Regions from separate parts of the Homo sapiens genome. Here region 1 is linked to region 2. A link is a contact called in ENCODE Hi-C or POLR2A ChIA-PET data. All regions are on one chromosome and are shown on one strand. Each heading gives the region's core, a stretch centred on a gene start or an enhancer-like site at or near the end of the contact. The rest is flanking DNA. Distances are from core to core; before and after follow the strand shown.

Region 1 (4,469 bases), core at 504-3,003, 340 kb after region 2:
GGCTGATAATTTCTGACTTTACATTACTTTAAGCATTCATACAACCATTCTTTTTTTCACTCTCAGTAGAGTATTTAAGAAATTGCATAAGATACTCTACAGTTTACTGTAAAGTAGGCTCTGTGTTAGATGATTTTCTCCAACTATAGGCTAACGTAAGTGTTCTGAGCATACTTAAGGTAAGCTAGACTAAGCTAAGCTATTATGGTAGGGTAGATGTATTAAATGCATTTTTGACTTATGAAATTTTCAATTTATGATGGATTTATTCTGACACAACCCCATCATAACACTTGTCAGTTAGTTATTAGGCATTTATATATTTATTTATTTATTTTAAGACTAGCCAAATGCAGTAGTGAGAAGGGGGAAAAAGAGTAGAACAAGGAGTTCAATCAGTAACTGACTGTAGTTATTTGGCCTTTTTAACATTAAATAATCATCAAGAGAACATATTGACCTATGGCTTATAATAAGGAAAAAACTATTTAAAGTACAAAAGACCAGCACTTCATGCCCCTAGAAGGTTAATAAAAGTGCAAATTGCTTTAAATTCAAGCACTAGCATTTGCTAATCTGGAACATTTTAATTATCCTCCTCTAAAAGCATTGACTTCTTATCATTAACCACAAAACAAGGTAAGCCCTTTGGTTCCTTGATTTCAATTTTTGGAACCTCAATAATTATGCTTAGTTTCACCTTTTTGCCGAATCAAAACATAAGATGGCAGAAAAGGACTGAAATCGGTCCAAATAGTACTTGAAATATGTTCATCAGTAAATATATTTTTAAAAATCCTAGAGGAGCTTTGATTTTGCAGAATGTGGATGGGAGAGGACAAGTTATAAGTGATAAACATAGTAAATAAGTGATACGGTATGTTGAAAGGTAATAATTGTTAAAGAAAGAAGAAAACAAATAGAGAAAGTTTTGAGGATTGAGTTTGTGGGGGTTGAGAGTGTGAGTTGTGGGAAAGGAGGAAGGTTATGTTGTGATATTAATAAGCATGATCAGTTTCTGCCCTTTTGAAAAGATACAGTCTGAGCAAAGACTAGAGGAAAGTGGTATGTCTGGGGGAACAGCATTTCACACAGGAGGAATAGCTGATGCAAAGACCTCAAGGCAGAATTTGTGCCTGATGCATTCAAGGAGCAGCCAACAGGACGGAGAATAGTACGAAGGGAACTCAGAGAGGAATTGTGTACATGTGGATGAGTAGGGGCCTACGGAACATCTTTTCTGTCTTTTATCTCTCCTTTGCTCTGGCCATCACTGCTTCACCTCGACAGGTAGGACCCAGTAGGTATCACTGCACATCTGGGGCTCGCAGGGCTTGCTCCTAAGTAAATGTGGAAGTGTGCAGTTAACATCCCCTGGAAAAGCCCAAAACCAGTGGGAGATGACTGCTGGTGAATAAGAATTCCCCAATCATATCGTTAAACTAAAATGAAGAATGAGCCTGAAGAATTCCTCAGCAGACAAAGCTAGTTAGGCCTCATAAATAACCTTAACCTTGCTTGATTTGCAAACATAAGTGAAACTTAATTGGGGCCATTTTTTGTAAATGTCTACATGAAAGAAAAATAGCATTTAGGCTTAACTGGTCAGAAGCAGGGACAGACCTTGTAATTTTATAACTAGGGACTTTCCAGTGGGATAGATCAAATAGGCAACAATGTAACTGTAACCAATCAAATATTTTCTTTGCTTTACTTCTGTATTTGCCCCATAAAAGCCTCCCCCTTGCATTTCCTTGGTGGAGCTTCTGAACCACTCTGGTTTGGAGATTACTGATTCATGAGTCACTGTTTACTCAAACTCTTTAAAATTGTATTGCGTCTCAGTCTGCTTTTGAACAATGTATAGGCACAATATTCATGACCTCAGAAGGACCTGGCAGGATTGAGTTGCCCAGAGATAACCATCTCAATGACACATCCGTGGGCATACTTTTCTCCTTCCTCTTGTTCCCTTTCTCTGAGTCTTGAAAGTCACTTTCAAAATAATAAGTTTCTTGCTTGTAAATGCTTGTCTGAGGCTTTGTTTTTTGGGACGATAGAAGGAAAGACAAAGCTAGGAGACTAGAGCATGAAGGATCATGTAGGTCACTTAAGACTTCGTAAAAACTTTAGCTTTCTTTGAGTTCAGGGTTTTGGACCAGGAAGCGAGATGAGCTGACTCAAAAGGAAGAAACTGAGGAAACAGAGAAAGAATACTCTTTATCAATCAAAAGAATGACTCTAGGTTCCAGTAGGCAACTAGCTGTTTGTCTCCCCAGGCAAAAATACAAACTCACAATCTTTAGTCTGGATAATCTCAAGAGAGTTTAAAACCAGGTTAAATAGCCATGCTTAAAGTCTCTTTTTTTCCTGTGGAAAATAAGAAGGAATGGCCTTTCCTTAAGATTGGTACTAGCCTTACATTCTGAGCCTAGTGGAAAAGTTCTAAGTAGGCCTCTGGGATTTTTGTGAAAGTAGATGAGGAATTAAGCTGATTCTAAAAGAGAATACAGTACTTAATTTTTATTCTCTCAACTCCTCGATGTTACCACTGTGGAAGGACAGAAAGCATTTTAAAACATAGAGAATGCAATTAACACAATAAAAATATGTTAATACCAAAAAGTTTGCTTTATATTTGATGTGTCTATGAATGAATTTTAAAGAATGATTGTTACCCAAGGCTTAATGCTTTAAGAATCTGTTGATGAAACCACAAAATAATCTGAATAGACTTTTTTTATAGACCTACAGGAACTCTTGATGTTTATTATATTACCCTTCAAATTATATATTCATTTATTCTAATACAACATAGTTTTTTCTTCAGTATTAGTGCTAAAAGATGTTTTTGTTGTTGTTGCCTACAGTTCTTGTAGTATGAGGGATGTTGGTTTCTGACAAATCAAACAGAAATGATGTTTTTGAACCAAAACCAGAATTTATATGACAAAATTTTAGCTTTCTAGAAGCAGAATTCTCTTTTAATTTATGGGTTTAGTAGCCCTTATAGATACAAACCTTTGTACATATTTTTGAGATTTAGGAGGCTTTCTATAATTACATTGAGAAATCAAAATAAACTTTGACTATGTTCCTAGATTGGATTTCAACTTTACCCTAATATAATAATAGTTTAATACAATTCCAAGCAAATTCCAAGCTTATTTTGTAAAATAAAAATTCTTAGCATGTATAGCTAAGTATACTTATATATCTTAGCATATATAACTAAGATAATTGGAGAAATGAAATGATCTAGAGGAGAATTTGCCTAGCTAGATAATATAAAATATTATGAAAGTACATTTATTAAAGAAATAAAATAGTCAACAGACATAAGAAATCAATAATGAAACCAACAGTTAACTCAGAAATAAAACCTAGGTTTTAGTATCTACATAATTTAGTAGTTTATGAATATGTAATTACAAATCATTAGGGACCAGAGGAGTGGTCAATAAATGATCCTGAGACAATTGATTAGTTTTTTGAAACAAACCTATAATATGTGCTCCTTGTGGAAGCAGAATTCTAAAATGGCACTCAGGATGCTCCATCCTAATCCCTGGAAACTGAATATGGTAAAGTATCCGTCCCATAATTATGCTATGTTATTGGCTAAGTTGACCTTAAAATAGTGAGAAATCTGGAGGTGAAACTAATTTAATTCATTAGGCTTTTTAAAGCAGAGTTTTCTACTTTCTACTATAGCAGAAGAGAAAGTTGGAGAGGTTGGAAGAACGAGAGAGAGTCAATACCCCCTCTCTGGCTTGGACTATGGAATAGGCCAAGGAAGAAGAAATGGAGGTGGCCTTAAGGAGTTCAAAGAGATCTTCTGCTGACAAGCACCAAGGAAATGGGAAACACAGTGCCACAACTTCATGAAACTCAATTGCACCAACAACATAAACAAGCACAGAAGTTGATTTTTTTTTTCTGAACTTCCAGATAAGAACCCAGTCCAGTCAATACCTGGATTTCTGTAAGACCCTAAACTGACAACCCAGTTTAGTTCGCCTGGGCTTCTAACCTACAGAACTATGAGCTAATAAATTCATGTTGCTTTAAGCCACCATATATGTGATAATATTCAGCAATAGAAAAACTACCTGATCTAAGCTCCACATGACTCAAGAGTAATTGTCCTTCTAGCCCAACGTCTGTGGGTAGATTCAGAAAGAATCTTGAAGGAAAGGTGGCACAGCAGTTTCCTGAGGGGAAGCGAGCAGGTGGCTGAGTGCCCAGAGCTCCACATGTGGCCACAGGACCATGGAGAGGGGACACAACCAAAATAAGCTGAATTTGGAAGTGAATCCTAGTGTCATCTCTGTCATCTCTAATGTGAGGCAAATGTAGAGGGAAGTCTACTTCCTTCTGTACTGCTTCTGATGCAAAATAAAAAAATGACATATGTTCTCAGGAATGAGGATGGAATTAAAAAGGAAAAGTCATTTGATTTGTTTTCT
Region 2 (4,257 bases), core at 1,378-3,877:
TAGAAAATGTAGGTCATCAAAATAAACTTCTGACACTAAAAGAACAGTAGTTACACTGTCAAGTCTTTTTTTTTTTATTTCGTTAGCCAGTTATGGTCAAACAGTTTCTTTACTTGACCAAAAAAAAAAAAAAAAAAAAAAAAAAAAAAAAAAAAAAAAAAAAAGAAGAAGAAGAAGGAGAAGAAAAAGAAGAAAAAGCAACATGAAAATTTCCAAGCACCTCCCTATGGCTCACTCAGCCTAACATCTAGTTAAGCAATGTCTACAAAAGCCCAAAATATAGAAGTTGATCATTATGTAACCAATCAATGTAGATAAATTGTTTTCTTTTTAAGAAGCTCAATGGTCAGAGTTTTCCTGATTTTTATTTTATTTTATTTTTTACTTTTTAAAATTGTTGTCTTCAGTATGTTGACGGTTTTAGCAAAAGAAATGAATTTGGGGACCGAGTCTCAGGGCTATTGCAAACATTATATAAAGTACTGGAGTCATTTCTTATTGAAAACTTTTATGATTGGCAATTTGCCATTTTCTCTGATACCGAATGTTATTTTCTAGCTCAAAAAAAAGTGTTACAGTATTAACTCCACACCACAGATTCATTAATTTCACAACCCTAAAAAATAAAGCCATATTTGAAACAACTTCTACTAGTTTGTTATTTTATAAAGGAGGAAAGTATCTTTCTGAACATGTAGAGAAGTTTTAGTTTGTTGCTCATCCACATTCCAAATGATAATTGAAGACCTCTGTAATATCAGAGATGCTTTGAAATGCTGGTGCTGCTGAATATTTTTTTTAAGAGGATAGCAAGAAAGTAGGGCTCCTTCCTCTTTTGCCCTAATTGGTTCTGGTTAAGCTGGTACTATTTAGCAGATGAATCTGGGGCATGTACCCTTCCAGAATTAGCTGAATTTCATAGTTCCTAAATTCTAAACGGAAAGTTAGATTTCTTTCTAAAGAGTAGCACTGTAATTCTAGCAAAGAGACAGAAGTAGAGGAAATACAGAAAGTAAAATGTCAGATTAATTAACAGCCCAAACCTAAGAAGGTTTGCAATAAAACATGTGGTACCTAAGAAAGTAAAAAGAAATAAATCAATATATTCTATGGATGGTAATTTCCTAACCAAATCTAGTTATTTTTTTTAAGTTTCTCCAAATCCGCCCACCCTAATTCCCATAGTCTGAGGTGGACTCTATTTTGGTACAGCCCTTGCCACATACATTTTTTATTTTAATGTAGCACTAACTAAGCCTTGGCACACTCTCCGTTGTATCCAGAGAGTAATGTCCAAGGGCGCCTCGTGCCAAATTCCCCAGAACTCTACTGTTCCTTCTAAAGTAACTATATCATCTCCTCAGTTCACGACCCCTTATTATGGACATCTTCAGTTACTCTTGGAAGAGTGGAGACTCAGCATCCAGAGATTCAAGGTAACCTTTTGGCCGAGGGACCCACTGTCAACAGACTGAACACGTACAAACTCTGTGCTTTGCTGGAATTAAAAAATGAATGAAGAACCTTGGAATCCATCCCTGTCCTCTAAGTCACAGTCACCGGGAGAAAGATTCTGTGGAGAAGTTCTAGTAACACCCGATAGACATTATGCTAGACCAGTGTTCCCCCATGAAAGTCCCAGATCATTTCGTGAACTCACTCTCCAGGTAGCTTCCCCTACCTCTGTCAGCGCACTTCATCTTCCTCATCAATAAAACCCTGAAACATTCCATCTTTCCAAATAAACAAAATAGTTGGTTGAAAGGAAGTTTACTCACATGGTCCTAAGATAGATGCCCTTGGTGAGCTTCAGAGAACTGAGTCCTAAGAGCTAGGGTGCCTAGGAGGAGCAGCCTCTGAGCTCCGGTGACCACAGCTCAATGAAGCCCCCAGCTAGGTCATGCCTCACCCACCCGTCCACCCTGCTGCTCTCCCTTCCCGGCTCTCTCGGGATGGCTTTCTGCTCAAGGACGCTCCCGCAGATCCCAGAGCATCCTCTGCGCCACGCGTGCCGGCGGGACGTCGCCGAGCCCCAGACCGATACTCTCGATGCCCTTCGCCCCCGCCCCCAGCAGGCTGCCCGTCCGGTGACTCACCTGCTGGCCAGGTTGGGGCGCCGGCTGATAGTAGGCTGTGGGGCAGGTTGTCGCTGCCATGGGGTTGGGCAGATACTGGGACGCTCCATAAGGCTGGGGGTGATACATCACCTCCGCACAACTCATGGCAGCCGGGGCAGTGGCGGCCCCCGAGCTGCCGCCGCCGCTCTACGCGCTGGCGCGAGGGGCGCGGGCGCCGCCGCCGCCGCAGCTGCCGCCTCTGTCGCTGCTCCAGCTGCTACTGCGGCGAAGGCGGGTCCTCGGCGGCCTCGGGCTCCGCGCGGGGCGCGGGGTCGGGAGGGACTGGCAATCAGCGGGGGCCCATGCGCGGGCACCTTCATCTTCAGCCCCTCCGGATGTTCCCTGCCGCGCTTATATAGCGGCTCAGGGACGCAGCCGCCCGCTGCGCCGCTGGGGCATTACCGCGTCCGGCTCCCGCGAGGGCTGCGGCGCCCACGGCAGCGCCAGTCACAGCCACAGCCCAGGCCCGGGTCGGGCAGCCGTGGGGAGCCCAGCTCCGGTTTGCATATACACAATGCACGCCCGGGGCTCGTCCTATCACGGGTGCTCCCGGCTGTGCGAGGACAGGGAGGCGGGGGCAGAGGGAGGGGGAACGCCGGGGAGAAGGGGGAGCACTTTGCCTCCCCAGGCTCTGACGCGGAACTTTGCAAAGTTTCTCCAACTCGCTTTGCAGCGGGCGGGTCACCCTGCAGGGGGACCCCGGGGAAGGCTGGCTGCGGATTGGAGCGAAGTTTGCAGCCCTCTCCGCCTCCCAGCATGGGATGGTGGTGGGAGGGGAATGGTATGCAGAGGCTCCGCGCCCTCAAGGCTCGGCAGGTTCCCACCCTGTCTCTGTCACCTGGCCGCCAGGGCGAGGGCTTCCCTACTCCAAGGAGATTTTACAGGGAACACCAACTCAGAGGCTGGGACCAAACAAAAGCCGAGTGTACAAAGGGGTAAAACAGAGCAGGCGCAGAATACACGGGGATTAGCTCCTACATTAAAATAATCATAAGTGAAAGTTAACATCTCTGCAAGTGCCCACATGCCAAGAATGCAACACAGTTTTCCACAAGCAATCTCTGCTTTAAGTTTACATCTTCATGGTATGACACTGCTGTGAGACGTCCACCATTTCTGGCTTTTACAGCCTGGTTTTCACAGAGCAATAAAGGGTAGTTGATTAAGCCCATTCGCTAATAAAGGTTTATCTCTTTGCAATTGGATCTGACCCTCTCCAAAATGGGGAAAAAAACGTCTGTGAGAATATACTTGTATTCTGACATAATCAGTAGAAATAATTATACTCACATTATTTTATTTATTTTGAGATAGGGTTTCCTTCTGCCGCCCAAGCTAGAGTACAGTGACATGAGCACAGCTCACTGCAGCTACCACCCCCACGCTCAAGAGATCCTCCCATCTCAGCCTCTGGAGTAGCTGGGACTACAGGCGTGCATTACCACGCCCAGGTAATTTTTTTAATTTTTTTTTTTATAGAGAAGGGGTCTTGCTATGTTACCTAGGCTGGTCTCCAACTCCTGGCCTCAAGTGATCCTTCTGCCTCGGTCTCCCAAAGTGCTGGGATAACAGGCATGAGGCACCGCACTGGGCCTCATTTTATAAATGAGCAAACTCTAGCTCTGAGATTCAGCAAACATATCTCTCCTTATACGTAGGCATCCTCTTTTATGACTCACAGCAATCTCTCATTTTTACAGTCTATCTTTTCTCAGAGAAAAAGTCAGTTTGAAAGTCAAATGCACTAATGTTTTTATAGTTTGAATTATGTCTTCCCAAAAATGTATATATTGAAGCCCTAACCCACAATATGGCTGTATTTGAAGACAGGACATATAAGGAGGTGATAAGGTTAAATGAGATTTAAAAGGTTGGGCCCTAATCTAATAGGACTAGGTTCCTTATAAGAAGAGAAAACACGCCAGAGATATCTATGTCTCCCCCAAACCCCACTCCCTGTCTCTCTGCTCTGTCAAAGAGGAAAGACCATCTGAAGTCATAGTGAGTTACCTACAAGCCAAGAAGAAAGGTCTCACCTTGAAACCAACACTGACCACACCTTATCTTGTGCTTCTATCCTCCAGAACTATGAAAAAATTAACTTTTTTTTTTTTTTTTTTTTTTTGAGACGGAGTATCGC

What was found. A loop is a pair of places that touch in the nucleus more often than their neighbours do. ChIA-PET counts read pairs that join two places held with the same protein, here RNA polymerase II (POLR2A).
Region 1: a map of PC-3 shows a loop between it and region 2 (5-fold over the local background). The contact joins the enhancer-like site here to the promoter of VGLL3 in region 2. A Hi-C loop is called at or near these places in 1 of 168 maps with a recorded cell type or tissue (PC-3). POLR2A ChIA-PET finds 5 or more read pairs at or near these places in 1 of 52 experiments (PC-9).

Annotation. Positions count from the first base shown.
Region 1 is chr3:87,331,723-87,336,191 of GRCh38, forward strand. No RefSeq gene overlaps it. Among named protein-coding and RNA genes, the nearest start is that of POU1F1, 57 kb to the left of the region's middle. Within about 2 kb of position 1,754, at least 5 of the 41 ENCODE cell types and tissues checked have a DNase peak (open chromatin) inside an H3K27ac peak, as active enhancers do; they include PC-3 and PC-9, where a contact is called at or near this core.
Region 2 is chr3:86,988,522-86,992,778 of GRCh38, forward strand. It overlaps VGLL3 (vestigial like family member 3), which reads right to left and starts at 2,628. Exons shown (of 4, transcript NM_016206.4): 1 at 2,097-2,628. The coding sequence starts at 2,222.